Regions from separate parts of the Homo sapiens genome. Here regions 2, 3 and 4 are each linked to region 1. Evidence: chromatin contacts called from ENCODE Hi-C data. All regions are on one chromosome and are shown on one strand. Each heading gives the region's core, a stretch centred on a gene start or an enhancer-like site at or near the end of the contact. The rest is flanking DNA. Distances are from core to core; before and after follow the strand shown.

Region 1 (4,102 bases), core at 1,032-3,531:
TTTCCTTGCATTCTGCTTGGCCATACCTCACAGATTTTCCTCATAATGTTGCCACTATCACCGTTTTCAATGCATTCTTAATTGCAGATTTGAAATTCCCTCTATCTTTTCAGAGTAAATGGGAAGAATTTTTTTCCAAGAAGTTAAAGTGTTTCTTTCTTCCATCTTTTGTTATTTATTTCAATTGTATTGTACTGTGGTCAGAAAATCCTGCCATAATAGATCAACTTTTCAAAACATATACTGAGGTTTACTTTTTGATCCATATGGTCAATTTTTTTAATGTCTCGTGGGCATTTGAAAATAAGGTATATTTTCTATTCTCAAAGTTCTGTGTGTGTGTGTGTGTCTTTTTCAATATAGATAGATAGGTATGACAACCTTATTAATTGTTTTGTTCTCAGAACACAATGTTAAGGGCTCAAACCTACTGTCAAGCAAACCTGGGTCCAACACTTTCTGTGTGATCTTGAGCATATCATTGACCACTCTAAATCCCAGTTATCATGGGATTAGTATCCCAATGACTGCGGACTTTGTAGACATTTCTTTCTGATGTTTAATGGAGTCCAAATAGTAGGTCTCTATAGGAACTCCTATTAAAATCTCCTGTCTTTCTTTACGCTCTAATGCCCTGAACTCCCAGAATCTTCTCACTCTTCTATGCCAATAAAAATTCTCTGGCCAGGCGTGGTGGCTCATGCCTGTGATCGCAGCACTTTGGGAGGCCGAGGCAGGTGGATCACCTGAGGTCAGTAGTTTGAGTCCAGCCTGACTAACATGGTTGAAACCCCATTTCTACTAAATACAAAAAATTATCCAGGCATGGTGGCGTATGCCTGTAATCCCAGCTACTCAGGAGGCTGAGGCAGGAGAATTGCTTGAACCTGGGAGGCGGAGGTTGCAGTGAACCGAGATCGCGCAATTGCACTCCAGCTTAGGCAACAAGAGTGAAACTCCGTCTCACTCTGTCGCCCAGGCTAGAGTGCAGTGGCACATTCTTGGCTCACTGCAACCTCTGCCTCCCAGGTTCAAGCGATTCTTGTGCCTCAGCCTCCCAAGTAGCTGGGTTTACAGGCACATGCCATGACATCCGGCTAATTTTTTATATTTTTGGTAGAGATGGGGTTTCACCATGTTGGCCAGGCTAGTCTTGAACTCTTGACCTCAAGTGATCCACCCACCTGGACCTCCCAAAGTGCTGGGATTACAGGTGTGAGCCACTGTGCCCGGCCAAAATTCTCTTTTTCTGACATCTTGGGCTCCCCAAGCCCTCTGTCCTCTACTCATTCCCATCTCTATGTGTCAAGCTCCAGACACAGGGCCTTGAGCTGTTGTCTCTCATCCTGAGTAAATGCCACTTGTCTTCAGTCCTAGTGCTTGAGAATCCATCCTCTGCTTTTCCCTGCCGATTCCTTGTCCTTTTTCTCCTCAAAGAACAGAGAAAGAAGCAGAAGCAGAGAAAATGGTGACAAACTCTCCACATGTTAATAAATGTTATCACAGCTATTTTTAAGTCTCATTACCTGCCTCACATGTGTCAAACCTTAGAATTCCAAAGAGCCACATACATCACCCAACTACCACAGTGAGTAGCATCCAGACAAGGTGAATTTTACAAGGTTACAAAGCTGCTCAGTTAACTTGTCCCAATCCAGTTTCCTCTCCACTATTTTAGCCTGAACTTCTTGGGAATTTCCTGGCTGCATCATTTGTGATGGCTTCATCTTAATGCATGCAAATCAGTTCCCTTTAGTTTTTCCCTAAATTTCCTAGTCCGGTTGACCAGATAAAAAAATGTGTAGAAGACTCTGCCTTCTATTCCTTCCTTCATCCCCCAGCTACCCACCTTTACACTCCCTCCTCATTGCTCCAGAAAGGAGCAAATCCAGAGTTGGTCTCATTCCAGAATCTGAGAAAGACACCACCTACTTCAGAAGAGCAGAAACTCTTTACAACACCAGGATTGGGAAGAGGTGGCTAAAGAAAAAGGAAAATCCTTACACAAAGAACTACCTGATACACATGAAAGCCTACACTGAGAACATCTCATCTAGGTCTTACCACCAAAAAGGCATTTTTTTCCCTCTCATAGAAACCACAAAGGTCTGAATCTGACCCAGAGGACTATCCTTTTCTAATCATGGAAAGGAATCTTGACTTGAAACTGTCCAAGAGCTCCGACCAATCCAGTAGCAAGAGAAAGGGTGGCCGGGGTGCCTACTGATGGGAGGAGCTCCTGAGCCCAGCCCTGGAGGCCTCAGAGTTCAGGGGCCCACTTAGATGATACCAGAGAGCAAGAGAGAGGAACTGGGGTTTGCGAACCTTGTGGCTTTGTCTGTTTCCTGTTTCAGCAAGGCTGCTGTGCAAAAAGAAAGACGGTACCAAGAAGGGACGTGTTAATGGGGCCCAGACCTATGGATTGAAAGCGTGTGCTTTACCCATCTGCTGTCTTGCTCCATCTGAGACCAGAGCCAAGATCTGCCCAGGACTGGAATGCTTTCCCGAGTGGCTTGAGTTGGAGCCTGGGACTAGGAGGTAACTGAGAAGGAGGATGCTTTTGTGTCCAGGTTTGGGAACTCCAACTTCGGGGTAGGGCAGAAGATGCTCTACCATCCCAGCTCCCCTGGGTGGAGAGTGGGTGGCATAGTTTAAGGGTGTCAGGGGTTTGGGTAACCAAGAAAGTATCCTGTATTGGTTTCCTGTGGCGCTAGCCATGGCACAGGGTACAGCTTGCACCACTCCTCTGTTCCAGTAGATTAGATTACATTAGATTAGGAGTGAGTCAAACGACTTAGAGTTCAGGCTACCCAGTGATATGGGCATGAATTAAATGACCTTTTACAGTTTTCTTCAAAGCAGGGATCCCTGAACACAAGACTGCCTTCCCAGCAGCTTAAGCGCAGGCCCCTCTCCCCTCAGTTCACACTGAGAGCTCTGGGCCAGGAAGGCCAACCCATGCAGGAAGCCATTCATTGTCTCCATTACAAACATGGCCAGGAAGTAAAAGCGAGACTCAGAAAGGCATGTCAAGCCACAGTCAGGTGAGGAGCCATGCCCTGTTCTCTCTCTGCAGCCTGAGAGACCAGGCTGAGCCTTCCCAGCCAGTAAACCTTCTTCCTCCAAGCTCTAAGTGAGCCCAGTCATGCTGCCAGGGGGGAACCTGAGAGATGCCAGAAAGCCTGGGCAGTGGCCAAGTGATCTTTCTTTGAACCCTACAGGGACCAGTTCCCTTTTCTTTAGCAGCCTACCCCTGTCAGCCGTCCCACATACCTTCTTGTTTTCAAGCAAGTCAGTAGGGTCCAGATATCCCAGAAACCTGGGTAGGGTTCTATGCAGCATGCTGCACCAAATCCTAGCAGGTGTGGTAGCCAAGGCATCTGGGAACACTCCCCTCTCTAAGGAGCCATTTCCACTGCAGCTCCTTTCTTGGGTAAGAAGGCTCCATGTCTGCCCCAAGGAAGCAGAGAGCAGAGCAGCTGTGTGTTTCAGTGGACTAAGGTTGGTGGCCTGGGTGGAGAGCCCAGAGAGACCTCATCTCAGGCACTGTCTTCTCCCCCACAGCCCTTTCCTCTTCGCGGCAAGAAGGTAGGAGGATTCTCAATGTTCTGCCTCCACTACAAAACCTGTGGGGAAGCTGAGCCAAACAGGGAGGGGACCTCACACCTTATGTGTGACACAGGCAGACCCCATCTCTTCCTTACCTTTCGGCTTGGTGTAATTGGGATGGCAATTATGTCCAGACCACAGAGAAGCCTTTCTCCTTATAGCCCAAACCCAGAGGTCAGAAGTAAATGTGACTTCAGCCTGGGGCCAGCATCCCCTCAATCTGGTAAACAATATACTCTGTCAAAGAGAGAGAGGGTTGAGAGGATGAGAGAAGGCATTCTTGGTCCTAGAAGTGCTAGTTTAGCTTGGAGCCTTTGTCTTACAGCACCAAGTCTTCAATATCCAACATCGGCATAACAAGGATAATATTCGCAATTACTTTTGCACCAACCTAATAGGAATACTTTATGTCTTTATTATTAAAAGGTAACATTTATTGTGTGCTCCATGCCAGGTGCATGGCCTGCATTTTGTCATTTAATCCTTATAACCT
Region 2 (4,102 bases), core at 1,120-3,619, 1.8 Mb before region 1:
ATAATTGGATATGTAGTATTTTACTACCATTTAAGCTTACGTTTTTTCCAATTTCCACCTTGATTTATTCTTCAGTACATGGATTTTTTAGAAGCATTTTTAAATTTTCAAAAATCTTGGATTTGTTATCTTTGTAAAGAAACCACTTAGCTCCATTTTGGTCAGAATAGATAGTGTCTATGATATGACAACTTTCCTACTTACAGAGACTTGTTTAATAAACTAATAATACATGTTGATAAGTGTTCCTTTACTTGAGCAGATGTACATTTGCCAGTTGGTAGTTTCAGAGTACTATATACAGCTACTGGAATAAATATTGATTATATCACTTAAATCTACTGGTAGCTGATTGACTGCTTAATCTATTAATGTAATATTGTTGTGATTGATTGCATTAAAATCTTTCACTAAGTATATAGATTTTTGTTGTTTTCTTTTCATAGTTCTATCAATTTTGCTTTGTATGTTTGAAACTATATTATTAGGTATAGAATGGGATAGAATTAAAACAATATTTAATTATATTAATCTTCAGTAAGCTTTTTGCATTAAAGTCGATCTTGTTTGATATTAATATAAATACATGAGTTTTTTTCTATCAGTATTTGCCTGAATTACTAACTTGCCTCTTACTTTTGACATTTCTGCATCTTGTGTCTTTACATTTAAGATGGGTCTTTTGTAAACAGTATTAAGCTGACTTTTTATTTTAATCATCTCTATCGTTTAATTGGTAGGTTTTTAGTCTACTTACAATTATTATAATTATTTATTCATTTAGATTTATTTCTATCATTGTATTTCATGTTTCCTATTTGTCCTACTTTTAAAAACTCTTTTTTCTTTATTTTCATTTTTTTAGATAGGTCATTTTTCTTAATTCAATTTTTTTCCTCTTATACTAATTTGGAAGTTCAGTGTTCTATTTCAATTATTTGAGAGGTTAGACTTAAACTTTTAGCAGTATATTAATCTTAACAAAGTCTAAGATTAATACCTTCATTTTTTTCAAACATTCAAGGATTTCCCCTTTTGTGTTACAGGATATTGTATTCTGTTAATTGAAATCTATTTTCATTCATTTTTCATCAGCAAATATTTATTGAGTGCTTACTGTATGCCAACACTGTCATAGTAGCACACAATACATCAGTAAACAAAATCTTCCAAAATAAGAATTCTTAACCCCCACCCTTATAAGGTCAGCCTATAGTTAAGAGTTCTAGGGGAACTTTTTTTGTCCCTACTCCACCACACCCCCAAAGTCCAGATGCAAAAAGAAAAATTTCCTTGTGATTTATCTTTATATAAACTGTCAGAAATAAAAGTGGAAATAAACAATTAAATAGCACATACATACACATTTGTAAAATATGTATAGATATATGTATATGTGTGCATATCCATGCACGCATATAAACAAAGATTTTATCAGAATATATCCCTGTGTACTTTAAAGACTCCTATTTGTCACAAAGCTGATTATCAAAAATAAAAGGAAAAAAAAGCAGAAAAAGAAAAAAAGCATACCTTCTCCTCATTTCCCCTGTCTACATCAGCCACATTCCTCTCTTTTTACAAATTCTTTTGGCATTTACCTCCATATTTATTTTAAAAACATGCTTATATTACTACTTCCTGATTTTTTCTATTTCTGTCATTACAAGTAAATTCCCGAGGTTGGCAGAGGAGGTTTAGCTGTTTTGCTTTACCTCCTCCATTATACCATTTACTCTCCTGCCCCACAAGGTTAATTCCAGGGATGACAATACGTGGTTCATTTTGCACAGTTATATCCTAATACTGATGTGGACAATCTTTATTTCGCATCTACTATTTTAAAATTATACAAACTCTATAGGTGAACAAAGTAACTTAAATATTTTCTGCCTTTTCTGAACTATTTTTTTATTTTCCCTGCTAATAAACATAGTCTTGAGTTTTTACTTGGTGTGGGTTTTGTTCATCTATATAGCTGAGTGCTTGATAAGTCTTTTGTCTCTGGAAACACATAACTGGCCATTTGGGGGTGTTAAAAGAAAAACTTTAGACAAATTCAATTTAGCAGAGTTTATGTATTTATTTATTTATTTTCAGACAGAGTCTTGCTCTGTCACCCAGGCTAGAGTGCAGTGACATGATCTCGGCTCACTGCAACCTCCGCCTCCCGGGTTCAAGTGATTCTCCTGCCTCAGCCTCTTAAGTAGCTGGGATTACAGGTGCATGCCACTGCACTGGGCTATTTTTTTTTTTTATTTTTTGGTATTTTTAGTAGAGACGGGGTTTCACCAGGTTGGTCAGGCTGGTCTCGAACTCCTGACCTCGTGATCCGCCCGCCTCGGTCTCCCAGTGTGCTGAGTTACAGGCGTGAGCCACTGTGCCCGGCCAGCAGAGTTTGTTTAAGCAAGAGTGATTCACGAATCAGGCAGTAGCTAGAATCAATAGAGGTTCAGAGAGCTCCACTCAGCAAAGTGGAGCTCTCTGAAAGTGGAGCTCTTTATAGACAGGAGGAAGTGACACACAGAGACAGCTTGCTTGGATACAGCATGGCATTTGCTGTATTTGAACATGGTCTGATTAGCTGGCAGCCTGTGACTATTATTTGTTATAAGAATACTCTTAAGGTGGTTTGCCATTTGTGTACACGCTGAGGTTGCAGTTTGCTATGTAAAAATTCAAAATACAGAGGCAGCTTAGGCCAAATTTAATTGAATTTAATAAGGGAAAATATCTTGAACTATTTTGTTGTCTGGGTATTGGACTTTCTGAACTAGCCCTCTGGCTTTCTTTTCTTTTCAATAATATTTTCCATCTTGTGTTTTTACTCTATCCTGGGTGATTTTCAACTCTTTTATTACGTTTTGTTTTCTGAATGTTGTTTCTTTTTTTTGTTTTTTGTTTTTGGCATTCTGGTTTTTTTTTTTTTTTGTAATATCTTTTCTTCTCTCATTCCTTTGAGAAAAGATATTAGTATCTTTCCACATCTCTGTGAGAATATTAATGATAGTTCTTTTAAAAAATGTTTTTTCTCCCTGCATAGTCTCCATTTTTTCTAAGTTGCTTTACCACCCTGTTTACATGTTTGTTTGATTTGGTTTATATGTATCATGATAGAGGCTTTCTTTGATATCTGATGGCCCTTGAGTGTCTGTTCATATTTACTGGCTATGGGAGCACCAGTGACCTGATTGGTGAGGCTCTGAGAGTGAGGGTTTGGGTTGCAGCTGAGACATATCTTTGGGGAACTCCTTGGCATCAGTAGCTTTGGATCTTTCCTCTTGTGTTTGTCAGAGGCTCCAGGAAGTTTTCCATTCTCCTGTCTGGGATGTTTAGTGCTAGCTGCATATGTCCTGGGAACTAGTGAGAGAACAGGCTAAGGATCTCAGCATTCAACTGATGTTCTGTTTTCAGAATTATGCACCTGTCCTAAGCAGACGCTGATGTCTGGCAGTCTAGTGATTCTTACATCCTTCAGTGACTAGATCTCTGGTCATTTTTCTGCATTTGGGAAGGGACAGTTACCTATGGTATGGGAGGAGGAACAAGTAGGAGGTGGGTGGAAATGTGGAGATTAACTGTTTCTTAAAATGACCTGCAATCAATTATTTCATTTTTAACTTTAACTTTACCTTCACTTCCTAGAGGTTCCTCCTGCCAGTTCTAAGCTTTTGGGAGATTTTAAAATTAAAGGTCTGTTTTTGTTTGTTTGTTTGTTTGTTTTAGCTTTCCCCAGTACAGGATTAGGATTCAGCCTTCTACAGTTCTTCTAAGTCAGTTACTGCTCTTCCATATGTTTTTAAGCTTCCAATGTTTTACCATTACTGATCTGTCCTGCACCTCTTTATTCTTGTGAAAAAATTTTCTTTGCTCCCATTTTAGTGGGGTTTCAGAAAGGCATAACAGTAAATGATAAAATAATCCTTTGTATGCATCCAGAAGTAGCATGCATTTTTTCTGATTCTCCTTCAGTGAGTAAGTATGGTTCTTCAGTAAGTGTGGCCCTATGGTTCCACCAATAGTGCTCTCCAGAGGTCTTGGTTCAGGTACCACAGAAAAAAGGCCTTCTTTCTTTTCCTCTTTGTTATGGTTTAAATCAAAA
Region 3 (4,102 bases), core at 692-3,191, 1.8 Mb after region 1:
CATCCTTTGTAGTGTCAACCTCATAGGGCTGTGTAAGGATTAAATAAAATAACACACTTAAAGCCTTCCACTCAAGGTCTAGAACATGGCAAATACTAGATGAAAGTTAAGCTGTTTCTGTGCTGCAAGCTGGTGCATTGAACATGCCTCTCCCTGGGTGGCTTAAAGGTGATTCTAGGTGGGGAGAGAAATAGGAGCATTGGAGAGAAGACAAGAGAGAGGATGGAACCTTCAGAACCAGCTGCCTTCAACTCGCTTTACAGCTTGTCACTCCAAATAAAAGCAACAGTCACAACATATCCTTACTATGTAGGGTTTTACCCTTTGCAAATGCATTCTCAGACACTCATTTTAGCCTCGTGACAGCCCTGTCTGGTGGGTACTACTATCCCCATTTTGCAATTGAGAAAACTGAAGCTCTGAGATCCCAGGTCCTGCCCCAGTTGGGCACTGGGGTGGGACTCCAGGTGGGTAACAGATTGAGTTGCCCTGACCACCTAGCAGAAGGGGTAGACGTCAGAGGCAGTGAGACCTGCAGGATGACTTTTACCAGTGGTTCTCAAATTTGAGCATGTTTCAGAATCCCCTGGAGGGCCTGTGAAAAACACGAATTGCTGGGCCCCAACCCCAGAGTTTCTGACTCAGAGTCTGGGGTTGGGAGTTGGTCTTGCTGAGAGCCCTCTAACCATTAGCAGCGGCGACATCTTGTGGTGAGGGACAGAATGTACCTTGGGCTCCCTCAGCCCTGATTACCCGCGCGTCCAGGATGATGCCGGACCAGGCTGCACCGCCCAGAGGCCCGACGGCGTCGCTGGGGCAGACCCAGAGACTCTCACACGCCTTGTCCTTGCCCGGAGGGTGCAGGCGCCTGCATGCCTCATTTACCCTAGAGAGAACAGGAAAACCTAAACTTGTTGTGCAGAACCTGCAGCTTCGTGTTAGAATACTATTTCCTCCCCCCACCTCCCTTTTTGTTAGAGACAATATCTCTGTTGTCCAGGCTGGAGTACAGTGGTGCTCTGCTCGCTGTAGCCTCCAACTCCTGGGCTCAAGTGATCCTCTCGCCTTGGCCTCCCAGAGCGCTGGAATTATAAGCATGGCTCATCGCACCCGGCCCAGAATATTTTTTATTCTCATTTTTGTAAATAAGTTTCTTCCCTGGTCTTTCCACCGGAGCCTGTGAATCGCAGCCTCGTGGCACCACCACAGTTGGCTTCTCAAGTCGGGAGGCTGACTCCTTGAACCGGGCGCCTCACTTCACGATTGCTTTCAGCTCAAAGGAGCATTTTACAACAGGAACCATTATCCCTGGTAGCTTGACGTCCAGCCCTGACACGATTTTCTGATTGACTAAAATTAGGGTAATGAGTTATGAGGGCAGAGAATGGAGCTGCGATCCCTGTAGGCGGGGGCAGTACCGCCTCTTATTTCCTCTGCCCAGGTGGTTAAGTTGGTAGATTGGGGTGTAGGTGTCTCTGGAGTTGGGCAGCAATGGGTGGGGTAGTAGAAGGACACCTGGTCTGTGTCCGGGGCTGGGTTCGAATCCCCACTCTGCCTGTGAGCTGAGAGCCCATGGGCACATCACCTGAGCTTTCTGCGTTTATCTGTAAAATGGGCAAGAGGCAATCAGTCATTTATATGAAAGCGGCCTGCAGTGCCTGGCACCGAGGCGGGCACGGATGGGCATTTGGTAAGGCAGGGAGGAGGAGCGCGGCGCCTGGAGGCTCCCGGGGCAGGGGAGAAGGGCATCGAGAACGGGGGCGGCGTGCGGGGTGGGAAGAGGAGAGAGTTCACGGCTTGCTCCTTCCCCTGCCCCCAGCCGCCTCAGCCCAGGCCTGAGTCTCTCCCCGTCTGGGCCTCTGCTTCCTGCAGGCACAGCCAGGGCCAAGACGCGCCCCTGGGCCTCCCTCCCCTTCGACGTCTCCACCCGGTATGGAACATTAATCATTAACCGTCCTGTGGCCAGGCCCAGCGGGGCGCCCGCTTCAGCTCTCCCGGTGCCACCTAGCTGAGTCACCGCGGTCTGGGCAGCTCCCCGCAGCCAGGACCTCCCTCCGGGCCGAGGGTCGCGGGGTTCGAGCCGCGGCGAGGTCTTGGGCTTCCCAGGGGCCGCTCCTCGGTGCGCCGCCGCCCACAATCAGCAGGGGGCGCCCGTCCCGACCGCGGGAAGCCGGCGGGGCCACCGAGCGGCGGGCTGGCCTGGCGGGGCGGTGTCAGGGCGGCAAGGCGGCGCCTCCCCAAAGCCGTAAACCTTCCCGCCCGGCTGACTACGCCGGCCCAGCCACGCACGCGCACCCCGCATGCCCCGTGGCCTGTGAGGTTATTCAAGAAGCCAAGGTCGGGAGTGGGGAAGGTCAGCCTCTAGCCCGGCACTGTCTGGAAAAGATCGAACCAATTAATTGACTGTAAGAAGCATGTAACCAATACAATGGAAGGCATTGCTACCCTTCCTCCACCAGGTTCAGGACCTCATGCCCAAGGAACGGCGCGCAGGAATTGGTAGTAGGTTGTGGAGGGTCAGGGGCTCTCCCAGCATCCTGAGGCTGTCTCCTGTGAAGGCCACTCCAGAGGTTAAAGCTTTCCCGGGTGCCAGGAGAGCTCTCCTAATTCAGCCGTAGGGATCACCAGTAAAGATGCTCAAAAATCCCAGCATCTCCCACTTGCAACCCACAGGGGATTCTATTCTACTCTCTCTAATTCCCCATGGCCACATAGTTGAGGTCACTTAACAATTTTTTTTAAAGACGGAGTTTCGCTCTTGTTGCCCAGGCTGGAGTGCAACGGCGCTATCTCGGCTCACCGCAGCCTCCGCCTCCCGGGTTCCAGCGATTCTCCTGCCTCAGCCTCCCCAGTGGCTGGGATTACAGGCATGCACCACCACGCCTGGCTAATTTCGTATTTTTTGTATAGATGGGGTTTCTCCATGTTGGTCAGGCTGGTCTTGAACTCCCGACCTCAGGTGATCCGCCCTCCTCAGCCTCCCAAAATGCTGGGATTACAGGCATGAGCCACCGTGACCGGCCGGTCACTTAACATTTAACCTAACACCCACCTGCCAGCAGGTCAAAGGTTATTGCCTATGACTGGCCAGGTTTCACTTCGGCTGCCGTGGTGCTCCTGATGTGACTGCACTGGGCAGACGGACCTGAAGTACTGTCCCTGTATTAAGTGGAGTGGCCCCGGGAATGAAGCCATAACAGCAGCCAGAGACAGCAGCCCAGATTGGCTGTCTTGACAGCCCAGAGCCAGTGTGGTCAAATCTGCCCCCATGATGCCTGTGTCCTTGCTATTCCCGCCCCAGTCATCCCCCTCTGAACCCCAAGGAGTAGCTGTGAGGGTGCAGGTGGGTGAAAGAGACAGGCAGTGGACATTAGTGCAAGAACTAGGGTCATGGGTTCTGAGTCCAGCTGGTCACTGCATACCTACGTGATGACACATAATTTCTCTGAGTCTCAGTTTCCCCAGCTGTAAACAGCACTAATAGGAACTGTGTGGACTACCTCAAAGGGTTGGTAAAGGGTTCAAATTAGATAACGAATGTTCATCACTAACCCATTCATTCGTTAAATGTTTATTACAAACTTGCCTGAAAGATGATGATCCGTCTTCTCAGTGGCAGCAGAAAAATCATGAAAGACCCTGCCCATGACGCCACCTGTGGTGCACACAGGCTTAGCACCAGCCTTTCTTAAACTGTGTGAGCAGGAGGGCTGCTGCAGAGGAGGAGGGATGCAAGGTGAAGGGGGAGGAGAGGCAGGAACTGCATGGTGGAGGAAGCAGGAAGAAGGGCGAGGCCTCACCCATATGGCCTCAGCAGGCCCTGTGATCTCCCTGTTGAGCCCAGGTTCTCCCAGAAGCTCCCTGGGAATTACTGAGCTGGGTGTGGCTTCCTAGCCCCACACCTGCCCAGCCAGCTCAGGGCCCCTCCGTGCTGTCTTCTCAGGATCCTGCTTCAACCTGCTGCCACTTCCCCATGCCTAGCTCACTGTCACTTTCTCCCTTACCTGCCCTCTCAGCCTCAAACTGATAATTTGGAAAAAGAGGCGCCTGGAAAAAACCACTTCCAGGGTACAGCAGGAACCAGCCTCACTCTTCTTTCTCT
Region 4 (4,102 bases), core at 981-3,480, 1.5 Mb before region 1:
CAAGGTTATCTCTTCCTGGGGCTCTGTCAATCAGTAGAAGGCCCCAGAATCCAAAGCCAACCCAGAGGGAAGAGTGAAGTTTCAAGATCTGGGAAAGAAGCCCAGCAAAGGAGGGAGACTGCTATTGTGTGGGGAGAGGGGAGAGCTAAACCTGACTCCTGCTCTCAAAGCCTCCAGCCCAGGCCAGCCAAGATACTCATCTTGGCCTGCCGCTCATAAGCCTTGTCCACTGTGCGCGTGAATGGAAGGAAATGAATGTGCCCCCAAATTTCTGTGGGTTCTTCCAAACTGATGGGCCCCCAAGTGACTGCCTCAAGCTATGACTGGCAGTCCCAGTCCCCTCAAACTGATGCTGCCTTCATGTCCCTTGTGCACTTTCTACTGGTGTGCCACTGTCACTCTAAGATTCCTACAGGGGACCTGTTCAGATTTCCATTGCCCACTTCATGGGGCTCTCATTTCTAGACCCTTACTGACCTAGAGCCCCAAATCTTTTATCCAACTTCCTCCCCACCATTATTTCTATCCCTCCTGAGCAGAGCTGAGTTTGAGTAGGTAGCTCCCACTAGGGCAAGGGTCATTCCAAACAGGTGGACTTTTTTCGGGGATCTAAAATGGTAGTTTCTGGTGACTCTCTGGGCATCTAGACCATGATTGGCATTATAGAGACTACCTGTGGGATGGATAAAAAGGGCTAGAATTTTCTAGGATCCCTACCTCACTTGTGGGGTGGGGCAAGAAAGAGCACATGGAAGGAAACATTCTCAAATGGTTCATAAGGAGCCTCTGGGACCCTAAGCAAACTCCCATTTCAACCCCCAGCACTCCTGTGGTGCTCAAACTAAGGGGCTGGACCCCTGCTGGGCGATACACCGCAAAGGGAGCCCCGGGAGATGAAACACTTAGACCCATTCAGTGCCTAGGAATCTCTCCCTGAGCCTTATGGAACCCGCGCAAATGATGTTTTCCCATTCCCCTGATCTCCAGTCCCCGATCGGAAGGGAGAGCCGGCGGCCACCAGGGACCCCGGCACTGGAGTGAACGCCCCCAAATCGATCGCTGGCCAGTGTGGCTTTGGGCTGTCTCGCTGGTGCCACCGAGGCCCTCTTTGGGCTCCAGCTCTCAGGACAGCCTTGCCGCCCCGAGCTCCCCAAAGCCGCAGAGCGCCGGCAGGTGCGCGGTGGAGGCGCGCCGCGGAGCGCTGCTGCCGCCCTCAGCCCGCATTCGGGAAGCCGGCGGGCTGCCGGCCGGGAAGCCCTCGGCGGGAGGCAGCGGCTCCAGTGAGCCTGCGATCGCGCGCACGCCGCGCTCCAGCCCGCGAAAGTGGCCGAGCCCACGCGGGGACTCGCCCGCCGCGGCCAAGCCGGGTCTTCTGGGGCCGGGACCCCAAAGAGGCGGGCGCGGGAGAAGCCGCCACGGGTGTGCGCGCCTGTGGGGAGAGGGCGGAGGGCGCTGCCGACTCCGAGCGCCCGGCCCAGCCGCCGCTTACCCAGCTCGGCGACGTCGGTCTGTCCTTCCGTCCCCGCTCGGTCTACCTCGGCCGCCGCCGGCTGCTGAGGGCGGCGCGAGGCCCCTCTCCCTGCCCGCAGCTCGGAATCAGGGAGACGACCAAATCCACATGGAGTCCAAATTCATTAAAATCCACGTCAAGCCACCAGACACTTATCTGTATTCCTGAAGTCGCTCCTCGGTCTCCGCTCCGCGCGCCCCTCAGTCCTCCGTCGCCCCGCAGCAGCCCGGCTGGGCGCTGTCGCCGGCTCTCAGGGGGCACCCGGAGGCGCCGAGGGGGCGTGTGGGGGCGGCCGGCGGTGTCTCTCCTGAGGAAGAAGCAGAGCCCCGGCTGTCTTCAGATTTTTCCAGCGCGACTTTCCGGGCTCCTCTGACATCAGCAATCCCGGCGCTTCCTTCCCTTCTTGCTCTCCGGTTCGTTCACAGTCCCATTTCCTCCGGGAGCCTGGCTTTCCAGATCTATTTCGAGGTTTGCTCCGCTGGCTGCGGCGCTCGCACGCCCTACCGCTCCCAAGCTCTCGGGGTCTCTCTCCGGATCGCTCGCCCTCTCGGCTGAAAAATTCCCAGCAACTGCCCTCCGCCGCCCTCCCGCTCCAGTCTGGCGCGGATGCCGCTCCTCCCGGCAGCTCTGGCTCCCGCGGTGGCGGCGGCGGCGGCGGCGGCGGCGGCGGCGGAGGAGCCCTGAGCGCCGGCCTCCCTATTTCACCATGCAGCTCATTATCATAGAGGCCGCGCGCGTTAACCCCCTCCCCGCCGGCCGCGTCCGCCCGGGCTGGGGCCGCGCCCGCTGCTGGCACCGCCCGCCACCGCCAGCACCCTGCCCCCTCCCCCGCCCGCGCGGACTTCCTCCTCCGCAAGCTGTCAACAAAGGAGAAGCAGGTTTGGCATCCGGAGGCCGCTCGGCTGCCTGTCCTGCGCCCAGCTCAGCCCGGACCCATCGGCCACCTTAAGTAGCCAAGGGGGCAAGGAAAATGCTGCCAGGGCCCGGGAATTCGAGTCGGGCCTTGCGAGCCCAGCTGGCTTGGCCCCCGGGGGAATAGAAGGTCTAGCGTTGGGGTTAGGGGGGAGCTCAGAACACAGGAAGAGTGGGTGAGGGCAGTAGGGACAGGGAATCCCCCCCATTCGCATCACCTGTCACCGCACACATCCTGCACACCTCCCTCTTCATCTGTAATTTGAGTGAGGGGTGAGTGGGGAGGAACGGGGCTTGTCTGGTAGGGTTGAGACTAGAGTCTTGGAATTTGTGGGAGCAAATTTCCTCTTCTTGTAAATTAAAAAAAGAAAAAGGCCAACAAGCTGTCAAATAAGGCTTGAAGTTGTTGTTATTATTATTATTGCAATGAGAAGATGAACCTTGCTCTGAATTGAATCTCAAACTTCCAGCCCTGATAGGGATCCTGGGCATCTGGTAAGTCCCGACTTGCATGGGGGCATTGGGGACGGGAGAAGAGCTTTCTATATCCAATTCAGAGAATCTTTCTGGCAGGGTAATCAGAGGGGTGGCAATAAGATAACTTATTTTAATAACCTAAGGTGAGAGGTTTCGGGATTCTGGATGACAATGTCTCGGTGCCCTCAAGGCCACTGATTCCTCGCCACACAGTCTCAGTAACTCCGCAGCCTCTAGACACGGCTTTCCGGAAGCGGCCTGCAAGCTGGACCCCAGCGAGTTCGCAGGATCTGCGTAGTCCCTGCTCGCGATTAGAGCGCACACGAGTTTACTCCTGTCCAAGTATTCTGATAAGCTTCCTCTACTGCCCTCTCGTGGCCACAGTCCTCAGTGGTATAAATCTAAAAAACAACAAAAATCACTGCGAATACCTAAAAGCAATTGCACCAAATTCTTAGAGCAGTAGCGGCAGAAGAAACGAAGGGAGGGAAGGATGAAGAAAGGGAGCCGGAGAAAAGAGAGAGAGAGAGGAAGAAGAAAAGGAAATCTAGACTAACCAGTCATCTCGAACAATCGCACATTCAACACAGGACTGGGGGATCTAGGCTTTACTCCAACATCTGCAGAAATCAGCGAATTCTTCAAAAGTTCTTCATTGTAATTAGCTGAAATTTGTGTTCCTGTAACTTTCACTGGCTACTGCTAGTTTTGTCCTGTGGGACCACAAAGAATCTGTCTAAGCTGTGTTGCCTGATCCATACCTGTTCTTTCCTTCAAACTTCTTTAGCATTCATTGTTGGTAACACACCAATAAATTATCATATTTACCCTGTGTTATTATTTATTTATTTTTATAAGTAGATCTTGTCTCCCCATGCAGACAGACTAGTCGATCGTTTTATCTCTGGGTAGACTGAATCTAAACCACAATTTATTAAAAAAGATGATTTGAAGAAGATGCTAGAAGATTTTGGAACACTTCCTCCATTTGTTCATGGAGTTTGGCCAGCTACACCTAAGACCAGCCGTGGTAGGATTGGAGATATCTAATTGATAAAGCTCCAAGCTGAAAATTAGGGCCCTCTGGTTCTAAATCAAGTGGTGTCTGACTCTGGAAGAGGTCACCTCTCTTCCCTATGCCTCAATTTAATCACACCTTGGGAAGATTATGATACAATTGAAATAATTTTCTCATATGCCACC

The links. Hi-C counts contacts between places; a loop is a spot of excess contacts on that map. Pooled maps may share reads with other maps.
Region 2: a loop to region 1 is called in a map with no recorded cell type, with 5 times the contacts of the local background. The contact joins the enhancer-like site here to the promoter of TRAF3IP3 in region 1. A Hi-C loop is called at or near these places in 2 of 37 single-sample maps with no recorded cell type and 2 of 50 pooled maps.
Region 3: a map with no recorded cell type shows a loop between it and region 1 (6-fold over the local background). The contact joins the enhancer-like site here to the promoter of TRAF3IP3 in region 1. A Hi-C loop is called at or near these places in 2 of 37 single-sample maps with no recorded cell type and 6 of 50 pooled maps.
Region 4: a loop to region 1 is called in a pooled map, with 4 times the contacts of the local background. The contact joins the promoter of PLXNA2 here to the promoter of TRAF3IP3 in region 1. A Hi-C loop is called at or near these places in 5 of 50 pooled maps.

The regions. Positions count from the first base shown.
Region 1 is chr1:209,753,772-209,757,873 of GRCh38, forward strand. TRAF3IP3 (TRAF3 interacting protein 3) reads left to right here and starts at 2,282. Exons shown (of 17, transcript NM_025228.4): 1 at 2,282-2,538. RefSeq lists enhancers at 2,005-2,164, 2,445-2,854.
Region 2 is chr1:207,935,747-207,939,848 of GRCh38, forward strand. No RefSeq gene overlaps it. Among named protein-coding and RNA genes, the nearest start is that of LINC02767, 21 kb to the right of the region's middle. Within about 2 kb of position 2,370, at least 4 of the 41 ENCODE cell types and tissues checked have a DNase peak (open chromatin) inside an H3K27ac peak, as active enhancers do.
Region 3 is chr1:211,513,455-211,517,556 of GRCh38, forward strand. No RefSeq gene overlaps it. Among named protein-coding and RNA genes, the nearest start is that of RD3, 23 kb to the left of the region's middle. RefSeq lists silencers at 772-861, 1,874-2,233. Within about 2 kb of position 1,942, at least 13 of the 41 ENCODE cell types and tissues checked have a DNase peak (open chromatin) inside an H3K27ac peak, as active enhancers do.
Region 4 is chr1:208,242,154-208,246,255 of GRCh38, forward strand. It overlaps PLXNA2 (plexin A2), which reads right to left and starts at 2,231. Exons shown (of 32, transcript NM_025179.4): 1 at 1,490-2,231. RefSeq lists enhancers at 769-1,270, 1,271-1,770 and a silencer at 2,289-2,348.